Linked DNA regions of Homo sapiens: region 1 is linked to region 2. Evidence: read pairs that join two places in POLR2A ChIA-PET (ENCODE). Cell type or tissue: B cell. All regions are shown on one strand. Each heading gives the region's core, and the rest is flanking DNA. Links, peaks and the distances in the headings are about the cores only.

The links. Peaks named below come from ENCODE experiments on the same cell type or tissue, not always from the same donor. Only the 100,000 strongest peaks of a DNase experiment are listed, where the experiment ranks them.
Region 1: POLR2A ChIA-PET joins it to region 2 with 7 read pairs; 8 of 35 experiments call an interaction of 5 or more read pairs at or near these places.

Annotation. Positions count from the first base shown.
Region 1 is chr10:103,582,419-103,587,785 of GRCh38, forward strand. NEURL1 (neuralized E3 ubiquitin protein ligase 1) reads left to right here. Exons shown (of 6, transcript NM_004210.5): 4 at 2,118-2,807. It overlaps LOC124902496 (a long non-coding RNA gene), which reads right to left and starts at 1,325. Exons shown (of 3, transcript XR_007062277.1): 1 at 294-1,325; 2 at 21-166. RefSeq lists a silencer at 1,996-2,055. In B cell, for the core only: no CTCF peak of the experiment used is centred there; DNase peaks (open chromatin) are centred at 2,053 and 2,413; H3K4me3 peaks cover 1,584 bases; H3K27ac peaks cover 813 bases.
Region 2 is chr10:103,634,726-103,640,092 of GRCh38, forward strand. All of the region lies in intron 8 of SH3PXD2A (SH3 and PX domains 2A), which reads right to left. Among named protein-coding and RNA genes, the nearest start is that of SH3PXD2A-AS1, 110 kb to the right of the region's middle. RefSeq lists enhancers at 800-1,379, 1,962-2,541, 5,065-5,367. In B cell, for the core only: no CTCF peak of the experiment used is centred there; no DNase peak of the experiment used is centred there.

The sequences.
Region 1 (5,367 bases), core at 160-5,159, 52 kb before region 2:
CAATTCCCTGGAATAATCACATTTTCTGGCCGGCTCCCTCCTCCTCGCCAACACGATTCCAGGAAACCCCAATCAGCCAGGCCCCAGGAGGCTTCTCCAGAGCTTCAGGAGGCTTGGGGGGAAGGGCCCACACCCAGAGCTTTCTGGGGGCCAGACAACACAGTTCCTGGAAGGGGCAGTGAAAGGGTGAAAGAAAAGAGGGAGGTTTAGTGACCATGTCTACATTCAGTTGGAACTGAATTTTGGCCTCTGCTGTCCCTACCAGACCAATCCCCCAAGCTTTGCTGTCATACCTGAGAACCCCAGCCATCCTTAACCCAGTTCCTGAAGAGACAGCACAGATTCTCCCTTGGAGAGGTTCAGGGAGAAGGCCCAAAGGAAGGGATCGGTCCATGGTGCGGCTTACAGTGGCACCAGGCATATTTGGAGAGATTGACTCACGCAGAAAGGCTTCAATAAACAAGGAGAGTCTGGAAGTGAAGAATGCGGCATTAGGAGTTGGACAGACCTTTTTTTCAATCCTGGATCTGCCACATGGCGGCTGTCATAACGCCGCTGAGCTTTATCTGTAAAACGGGAACACTTCCACGGGCTGCCGTAAGGATGAATTGCAGGGGTAATTCATGGAACATGGTGATCACTTTTATTGAAAGTTATAGGACTCCATAAAGCAGAACATAACACAGCCATTAGAAGAATATGGTGTTGGAAACAGTTATTGGCACGGAGAGGTGTTCAGATGCTGGGGATAAGATGGAAGGAGCCCAGGAGTTAAATTTTTGAAAATTTTGAAAAAAGCTACCAGGGTTCTTAGCCTGGAGTCCTTGCCCATGAATGGCTTCATGTAGTTCATGAATGCCGAGAAATTATCTACAGAATTTAGTGAGAATGTTCATTTTTCTGGGGAAAAGGGTCAATGTCATCACATTTTCAAAGTGATGTAGTACATATAAAAGGTAAAAAACAAGTGATGTTTATATAGCATGACTCAATTTTTGCACTAAAAAAAGTAACCAGCTGGGTGTGGTGGCTCACACTTCTAATCGTAGCACTTTGGGAGACTGAGGCAGGAGGATCGCTTGAGCCTAGGAGTTGGAGACCAGATGGGCAACATGGCGAAATACCGTCTCTACCCCAAAAATACAAAAATTAGCTGGGCGCGGTGGTGCATCCCAGCTACTTGGGAGGCTGAGGTGAGGATGGCTTGAGCCTGGGAGGCGGAGGTTGCTGTAAGCTGAGATATCTCCACTGCACTCCAGCCTGGGCCACAGAGCAAGATCCTGTCTCAAAAAAAAAAAAAAAAAAAAAAAAAAAGCCAAACAAACAAAAAACCCAAAAATACAGCCTTTAAAAAGGCCAAAAGATCATACATCCAAATATTAAAAATGCTTTTCTCTGGGTGGTGGGCTTATAGGCGATTGTTTTTTCTTTTTGCTGAACTGAATTTTCTACAAAATACCGTTTTATATTTTGTATAACTTGTATGATTTAAAAAAGAACGATGAGTTTGATTCCCTGTTAAGCCACTTTCAAAAGGGTATCTTGGATAGATCTACTTCTCAGCCTGTGTCCTGACATGGCAATGGTAGCCTCAAAAGGTGATTGTTAAGGTTAGATGAGACAATGTACGCAAAGAGGGTGTCTGTGTGTTTGCTGGGGGGTGGTTGCTCCCTGGCTTTCCAGGATGTTAGGCCTTCGTCAGTGCACTCGACAGACGGTTACTGTTTGTCAACAGAATGCTTGGCGCTGTTCTAGCTGCTAGGGATAAGACGGAAGGAGCCCAGGAGTTAAATTTTTGAAAATTTTAAATTATGAGGAATACAAGTTTACTGTAGAAAATGAGGAAGTACACATATGCATATAGCAAGCACCTGTGAGCATTTGGAAGCATCCACATGGTTTCAGTTTCGGTGCTTCCCCCCACCTATTCCTCTGCTTAAACAGATGTCCTGCAAGAGTCGTTTCTTGACTGTGTTCGCTAATTTATGTCACAAGCATCGTGTGCGCCATTAGCCATCCGGGATTGTAACGGTGCGCGCGTAGGGACCGGACAGCGGGGCGCGCCGGGGCCGCCTCCCGAGAGCCCTGCGTGACACTGCCCCGTGTCTCCCGCGCAGATAGCGAGCTGGTGCTCCCGGACTGTCTGCGGCCGCGCTCCTTCACCGCCCTGCGGCGGCCGTCGCTGCGGCGCGAGGCGGACGACGCGCGCCTCTCGGTGAGCCTATGCGACCTCAACGTGCCGGGCGCGGACGGCGACGAGGCCGCGCCGGCCGCCGGCTGCCCCATCCCGCAGAACTCACTCAACTCGCAGCACAGCCGCGCGCTGCCGGCGCAGCTCGACGGCGACCTGCGTTTCCACGCCCTGCGCGCCGGCGCGCACGTCCGCATCCTCGACGAGCAGACGGTGGCGCGCGTGGAGCACGGGCGCGACGAGCGCGCGCTCGTCTTCACCAGCCGGCCCGTGCGCGTGGCCGAGACCATCTTCGTCAAGGTCACGCGCTCGGGTGGCGCGCGGCCCGGCGCGCTGTCGTTCGGCGTCACCACGTGCGACCCCGGCACGCTGCGGCCGGCCGACCTGCCTTTCAGCCCTGAGGCCCTGGTGGACCGCAAGGAATTCTGGGCCGTGTGCCGCGTGCCCGGGCCCCTGCACAGCGGCGACATCCTGGGCCTGGTGGTCAACGCCGACGGCGAGCTGCACCTCAGCCACAATGGCGCGGCCGCCGGCATGCAGCTGTGCGTGGACGCCTCGCAGCCGCTTTGGATGCTCTTCGGCCTGCACGGGACCATCACGCAGATCCGCATCCTCGGTGAGTGCCCGCAGCTGCGCCTGGGCGTATGCCTTTCCTGGAGGCGGGGACGATCCGGGTAGGAGACAAAGGGCGAGCTCCCCTTCCTCCAGGCTCATGATGGTGTTGCTAAGGAATCACAGACACCTAAGGTGAGTTCTGGGCGGGACTTGGTCATCTTGTCAGTGGCCCTTATATGTCACCTGGGAGACTCACCTGGGGGGTGAGGCGAGGGAAAGCGCGGATTATTGAGTTTGATGCCCAGAATCAGATCAACCCATAGTCTCACAGATACATAAACAGTCCAGAAGCACACAACCCACTGACCACTCAAAAATGAGAGGAAAAGGCCAGGTGCGGTGGCTCACGCCTGTAATCTCAGCATTTTGGGAGGCCGAGGCGGGCGAATCATGAGGTCAGGAGATCAAGACCATCCTGGCTAACACGGTGAAACCCCGTCTCTACTAAAAATACAAACAATTAGCGGGGCATGGTGGTGGGCGCCTGTAGTCCCAGCTACTCGGGAGGCTGAGGCAGGAGAATGGCTGAGCCCAGGAGGCGGAGCTTGCAGTGAGCCAAGATCGTGCCACTGCACTCCAGCCTGGGCGACAGAGTGAGACTCCGTCTCAAAAAAAAAAAAAAAAAAAGGTTTCCCCCAGCAGTTAACTTTTTGAGTCTCGGTTACCATTTCTCCAAAATGGAAATAAAGGTCCTCACCTTTAAGGAAGTTTGTGAGTCCAAATGAGAAAAAAAGGTTGGAATGTCAGTAGTCAGGTGGTGCAGGGTGGTGTCTGGTTGGGGGACTCGGGGGAATCCCTGAGCAGGCAGCCTTGGGGGAAGTGGGGCTGCAGAGTTCTGGGCCTGCCTTTTCTCGGGGGCACAGGGTTTGAAAGGACTGGGGGGATGTGCATTGAGTTAAGAAAAGAAGGGAGGAAGATTCTTTATTGGAAGACTTCTCAGAGCCTTTAATATGCACTTTGATTAAGGAGACGGTGATGGTGGTTTTGGTGTAGAGTTTTTCCATACTAATTTGACCGGAAATCTTTTCACAAAGTGTCTCCTGGTACCTTTGTACCCCAGAGTGAGCAGGTATTCATGCTTTCCAAGTGCCGGTCTTTGAACCAGCTCTGTGAGACTGAGCTGGTTTCGTTAGATTTACCTGGAGGACCTATTAAAGTGCAGATTCTTGGACCCCCCCTCCAGAGATTTTAATTCGGTAGACCTTGGACAGGTTCTGGACATCTGAATTGTTTTTCTTTAGTAAGTATGCTTACCCAAGTTTGGAGACCCCTGGGCCTCACAGCCCCTAGCCTAGACCTCAGCCCAGGAGGCTTGATAGATAAGATAATGTGTGTAGATGAGTGAGCATGAGGTAGTTACTCTATGAGATTGGCGTACTGTGTATAGGCACATGTGAGTAACTGAATACACATATGTTAATGCATGTAATGCTGTTGGCTTGTGAGAGCATGAGAAATCATATAAAAAACATTGGGGACTTCCACCTCTGCAAAGAGACCAAATGAAGATGGAGTGAAACATAAATAAAAAGGAAATGAAAAGCCTGGGTGCGGTGGCTCACATCTGTAATCCCAGCACTTAGAGAGGCCGAGGCAGATGTATTGCTTGAGGCCAGCAGTTCAAGACCAGCCTGGCCAATGTGGCAAATCCCCATTTCTACTAAAATACAAAAAAATTTAGCTGGGTGTGGTGGTGCACGCCTGTAAGCCCAGCTACTCGGGAGGTTGAGGCAGGAGAATCACTTGAACCTGGGAGGCAGAGGCTGCAGTGACCTGAGATAGTGGCACTGCATTCCAGCTTGGGCAACAGTGAGATTCCATCTCAAGAAAAGAAAGAGAGAGAGAGAAAGAAAGAGAAAGAGAAAAATCAAGCAAGCAGGCAAGATGAATCAGGCTTGGGTGAGAATTCAAGATGGAATAAAAAGAAATTAGGCTGGGATGCAAAAAAATAAAAAATAAAAAATAGTCAAGCTGATTTCATTGACCAGGATATACTACTCCTCAGGGCAAGGAAATTACATAAGAGTAAGGTACTTTCTTCCCTCAGCACCATCTAATAATAGCTAAGCAGCTTTCCAGTAAGGCTTCTGTTGCCCAAAGAGGTTTACTAGACTGGAGCAAAGGGGAGGCTTAAAAAAATCCAGATTTCTCTCTCCCAAGAGGAGGATAGGCCAAGGTGGGTGTTGAAGAAGAACCACCCAGAATTCAATATACATTCAACAAAGTGCTCCTGATCTGTTTGGAAAATTGGGCATCACAACCAGCAAATTGGTGTTTGAAGATCCTGACTGACTTCAAAAGAATAACTAACCAGTGGCAATGTATGAAGGGTCATTATTAACCTTATAGAGGAATGCTTGGCTTTGTGGCTAGCCTAAGTATACTAAAAATAGAAGGTTATTTCCTTCACTCATGTGTATCACAAAACATACAGCCAGTTCCATACTTATTGGTGAAACATCAGAAATATTCTCATGAAAGTCAGGAATATAATAGAGATGGCTTACAGATGTTGTTCTGAAAATTCTGGCCAATGCAACAAGGCAAGAAAAGTAAATAGG
Region 2 (5,367 bases), core at 114-5,113:
AGCTGAGGGTCCTCTGGGAACAGAGGTAATTAGGGGTATTCAGTCAGAAAGACTCGAAGTCAGGTCCTGGCTTGCTGCTTCCTAGCTGTGTGACCTGAGGAAAGTTACTAGACCTTTCTGAGTCTCAGTCACCCTCTTTGTAATGACAGGAATGAATGGAGCGTATTTCCTGAGGTTGTTGAGGGGAATAAAGGAGACACTGCAGGGAGGTAGCTTAGGTTGAGCTATTATCCACATGGCGGTGGTCGTTAATCACTAGAGGGTCAGCACCCACGGGTGGCCAGGTGGCATCTGTGCAGTGCACAAGCAGAGGGCAGCCTGAGGGCATCAGGAGGCACTCACTCATCTGGGGAAACTGCCTTGAGTGTGTGTGGGCGTGTGCCTATGCATCTGCTCTAAGCTGGGGTTTTAGGGCTACCTTCAGGGGTTTCAGAAGGATGGAAGGAAGTGGACTGAGAAAGTGGCCCTATCTGTGCCCAGGTTCGGGGCAGCTGTTCTCTGGCTGGCTGCCACACCTGGCTTCTTCCCTGAGAAGTCAACCCTGGTTTCCAGGTACAAAGGAAGCAGGATCTTTTGGGAGGTGGGGCAGGGAGCTTGGTGGCAGCAAGAGATAGTGGGGACCCTCCCAAGGGGCCTGGGCTGGCTAGGAGACCCCTTAGTGCACCCTTCAGCCCAGCCTGGCAGTCAGGCCCTCTGATACCCGCCAGGGCGTTTGATGCCTGCCAGGGCCTTGCTTAGGCAGGTCTTCTTGCCTGGAGTGCCCTTATGCTGAGATGACCCCTCCCAGACAGGGGCCAGGGGAGGGGCTACCATGCTCATTCCCTTGAATGGGAAACTGCAGCCTGTTTTAGAGGAACCCTGAGAGAGGACCCCAGGTACACACGGTGTGTGGCAGAAACCTTTATTCTGGAGTCTCTAGCCCTGGTTTTCAGGGCTAAACCCCTAGACCGGAGAAGTTGTTTAGGAGAATCCCAAACTGGACAATACCCCAAAGCTGCCTCACCCTGGCCTGTCCTTCCATCGGGCCATGTCTGTGTGCCAGGGCCCAGCCCTTTCCAGATGGCAGAGGCCCAGAAAGAACGAACATGTAGCCTGGCATTTACAGCCAGCCATGCTCTGTGAGCCTTAAGTAACAACCCACTTTGCAATGACCCAGGGGCTGAGGAGAGGAGGCAGCAACATGGGGGGTTCTGGCCAGCACTTCCAGCTCAGGGCAGGGAAGGGAGGATGTCCCAGCCCCGGGAGGGAAAAGCTGGGGCCCAAGCACCAGGTCCTCCCTCTATCCAGGCTAAGCATCTTCAGTGAACCGGCCCAGCAGAGTCCACCTGTTTGGCCAATTTCAAATCTCTCTCAAATTGACTGATGCTGACACCAGAGGAGGGAGGGAAAGAGTAGAGATGAAGCTGGGCGCGGTGGCTCAGGCCTGTAATCCCAGCACTTTGGGAGGCCGAGGCAGGCGGATCACGAGGCCAGGAATTTGAGGCCAGCCTGGCCAACATAGTGAAACCCCGTCTCTACTGAAAATACAAAAAAATTAGCCGGGCGTGGTGGCGGGCGCCTGTAGTCCCAGCTACTCAGGAGGCTGAGGCAGGAGAATGGCATGAACCTGAGAGGCGGAGCTTGCAGTGAGTCGAGATCGTACCACTGCACTCCAGCCTGGGTGACAGAGCGAGACTCCATCTTAAGAAAAAAAAAAAAAAAAGAGTAGAGATGGAAACTGAGGCACAGATTGACATACACAGAGAGACAGAGGGAAATGAAAGAGTGAGCCAGACAGAGCAAGAGGCCAGGAGAGGGACCAGGGCCTTAGACTCTCCAGGAATGGGGGAGCCTGACTGAGGGCGGCAGGAAGTGACGGGCACTCCCAGGCCACTGCTGTCCCCAGGGTGACTAGGCCACAATGGCCTCCTTAAGGAGGGAGAATAATGAGCTCGTTAGGGCCAGAGTCAGGCCAGCTGCACACAATTAGGATGTTAATTAAGTCCTCTGAGGTCACAGCTCAGCCTAGGACAAAACAGCTGGTGGGGGGAGGGGAGACCCCCCACTCCTTCCTCTCCCTCTGAAATCCTCTCGTCCTCCCGCTCTGACTCCCAAACCTCCCAGCCCTGTTCAGCCCAGGATTGAGCCCAAGGATGCTTCTTAATCCCTTCTTCCTAGACAGACCTCGGTTAGGATCCTAGCTTTACCACTCACTGTTGGCGTGACCTGAGATAGGTCACTGGCCCTCTCTGAGCCTCACTGGCACACCAGAGTAATACTAAGTACCTGGGGATGCCCAGTGGCATCAGGAACATATGGTGTATGCAATACCCAGAGATTTTCACCAGCAAGTATTTCCCGAGCACCTGGTACGGGCCAGGTCCTGTTCCAGGCACGAGGACACTGCAGTGAACAACACGCATCCGGGACTCATGCTCTACTCCCCCATCACCCAGGCATGGCACACGCGGGGTTCGATTGCCGCCTGTGCCCTGGCCCTGAGGCCTGCTGGAGAAGGCTGGGCTTCAGGCTCTGGGCACAAACCCAGAGGATTTCAAGGCAGGATGAGACTCAGAGCTTGGAGTTTGGAAAAACCCAGGAGGCTTTAGATGACTTCCAGGCTTCATGTTTTCCTTCCCCGTGAGTTACTCTTGGTCCTTCACATCTGGCTTAACACCAGGTAATTCAGAGCTCAGAATGTGGGCTGCACTCATTCCATGCCCAGGCCTATGTAAGGGTTTTGGTATCCAGGTGGGGAAGGGTGCATGGTGGAGCTAGGAAAAGAGGAAGACAGGCCCTGCCTCAAACTCCTCCTCATATAGGCTCGGGGTGGGTGAACAGCAGCAGCCCACTTCCAGAACCCTCAGCCAGCACCCTGACCTGCTTCTCAAAGCACCTCTATTCATGATTTAAACCTGAGCTCAGACCTTGACCCTTTGGAAGGGTGATCTTCCTAGGCATTCCAAGTTCTTTGCTTGGTGCGGGTTTGGAGAAGGGAATAGGGCATTTGCGAGCTCCAAGTGGCGACGGGTGGGGAGACACTGAGAGGAAGAAAGGGCTGAGGGCATCCTGGCCAGGCGCATGGCACCAGCGCTGCCTACCTACCCATACCACACCCAGCACAAGGCTGGGCCCAAGTGAGTGCTGCTGTCCTGGACCCAGCCTGACCCCTTTCCCATGACCTCCAGGCAGAGCTAAGGCTTCTGCCTTTGTGGAACCAGAGAAGCTGGAAATGCAGGCTGTCTGCGAGTGCTGTGCCTTTAAGACCAGTGAAAGGCTGCCCACCCTCGGCCAGGCCTCCCCTGGTCAGAAAGCCCTGTCACTGCAGCTCTTGCCAAGACACGCGCCTCCATGGTCCAAAGCAAACAGGAGCGAGCGAGAAACTCCTCCAGTCCCTCCTGCGTGCACCCACACAGCCCCTGCCTTCATGAGCCACTCAGCGGGTCCTACCTGTGCCCACCCTGCTCCGTTGCCCAGGGCCTTCCCTCCCCTAGACGGGCTCTGAGGCCACCAGGGACCCAGAACCTCCCCTGGGCACCTGGGGCCTGGATTCCAAGACCATTAGCACAGGCTGCTACGTCACCATTTGGAAGGCTCCGTGGAGTCCGTGTCAAGACAGCCTGGGCTGCTGCCACCTTCCCACTCAGCTCCAGCCTGCCCACCTCACCGAACAGGCCCAGAAGCCAGTGCTAGGCTGGGTCCCCGCCAAGCCCACAGGGCTCTGGTGTGTCTGAGCAGACCAAGGTCATGGGTGAGGCACCCAGAAGGAGGCCTGACTAACAAGCAACGCAGGCAGAGAGGGACACATGGTTAAATGACAGGTAGCGGAGAATGGTTTCCAGCGAGGGCGCCAGAGCCAGGCTGCCTGGGATTGAGGCCCAGCTCTGCTACTTGCCAGCTGCATGAATTTGGGCAATTGCCTCAATTTTCTCATCTGCAAAACCGACCCAAAGTACCCACATCTCAGTGTTGTTACGAGGATTAGAGGAGCTAATCCTTGAAAAGCCTTCAGAATAGTGCCTGATTGGAATCAGAATAGTGCCTTCAGACGAGCACAAGTCGCAAAGCGCTGACATGAAGTGAAATTCTAAAGAAGGAACCAAGACCTCAATGCGCCTGGGTGACTGGGGCCAGGGATGGCCAGGGAAGCAGGTAGGTCTTGGGTGTCTGGAGTTTCAGGGGGAGAGAGAGACCCTCGTGGTGTCAGTGTCATTTACCCTTGACCTCAGAAGGTCTCTACTGAAAACATGTGGGTCTGATTCTGTGCCTGGCACGGGTGGGGGTCGGAGACAGGTTGAGGTGGAGATTATAAGATGGCATGAGGCCTCTCCAGGAGCTGCAGAGCAGTGGATGGATGAGAAGGGCGGCTGCTTGCAGGGGGACTTGGCACGAGACTGCTTGTGCTGGGTGCGGCAGGGCGACCCAGACAGCCCCATGCAGTGGACATGGCGGTGGGTGATACAATGCTTGCCAAGGAACCAGAGATATCCAGAGATGAGAATGACTAGGCAGAAAAGAATTCTTAGAGGAGAAGAGACTTGAATTGAACCTCAGAGTGACAGGCTGCATGGGCTCACTCTAATGGCTTCATAGGGGATTATTCCAGATGAAAATGAGGCATTCAAGGCCGGGCATGGTGGCTCATGCCTGTAATCCTGGCACTTTGGGAGGCTGAGGCAGGTGGATCACGAGGTCAAGAGATTGAGACCATCCTGACCAACATGGTGAAACCCTGTCTCTATTAAAAATACAAAAGTTAGCTGGGCATGGTGGCGTGTGCCTGTAGTCCCAGCTACTTGGGAGGCTGAGGCAGGAGAATCGCTTGAACCTGGGAAGCGGAGGTTGCAGTGAGCCAAGATCGTGCCACTGCACTCCAGCCTGGCGACAGAGCGAGACTCCGTCTTAAAAAAAAAAAAAAAAAAGAAAAAGAAAAAAAAAAAAGAAAAAAAGAAAATGAGGCACTCACCTCAAGCTGGTGCCCTCTCTCAGTGCCATTATTAAGCAGAGCACAGAGGTGTGAGCCTGTGCCCAGATTCCTAAACATGAGGCGCTCAGGAAAGATGGAAGATGCAAGAAGGTAAACTCTAATGTCACAACTGTAAATGATGTGGATGGTGAGAGAGACCTGCTGTCAAAGGCAAGACGATGGAAGATGATGGAAGAGTGGCAGTCAGGGAAGGAGAGTGGGGCGGGAAGGGGTGGCCTGCTAAGAATCCAGTCAAGACACTTACATTCTCAGAGGTGGAGCCCTGAGGACATGCTCAGGGGAACAAAAAGGGTGTTTTCCCTGCTGTTCCAGCAAGAGAAAGAGTAAGAAAGGGCTAAGTCGGCCAGGCACAGTGGCTCACGCCTGTAATCCCAGCATTTTGGGAGGCCGAGGCGGGCGGA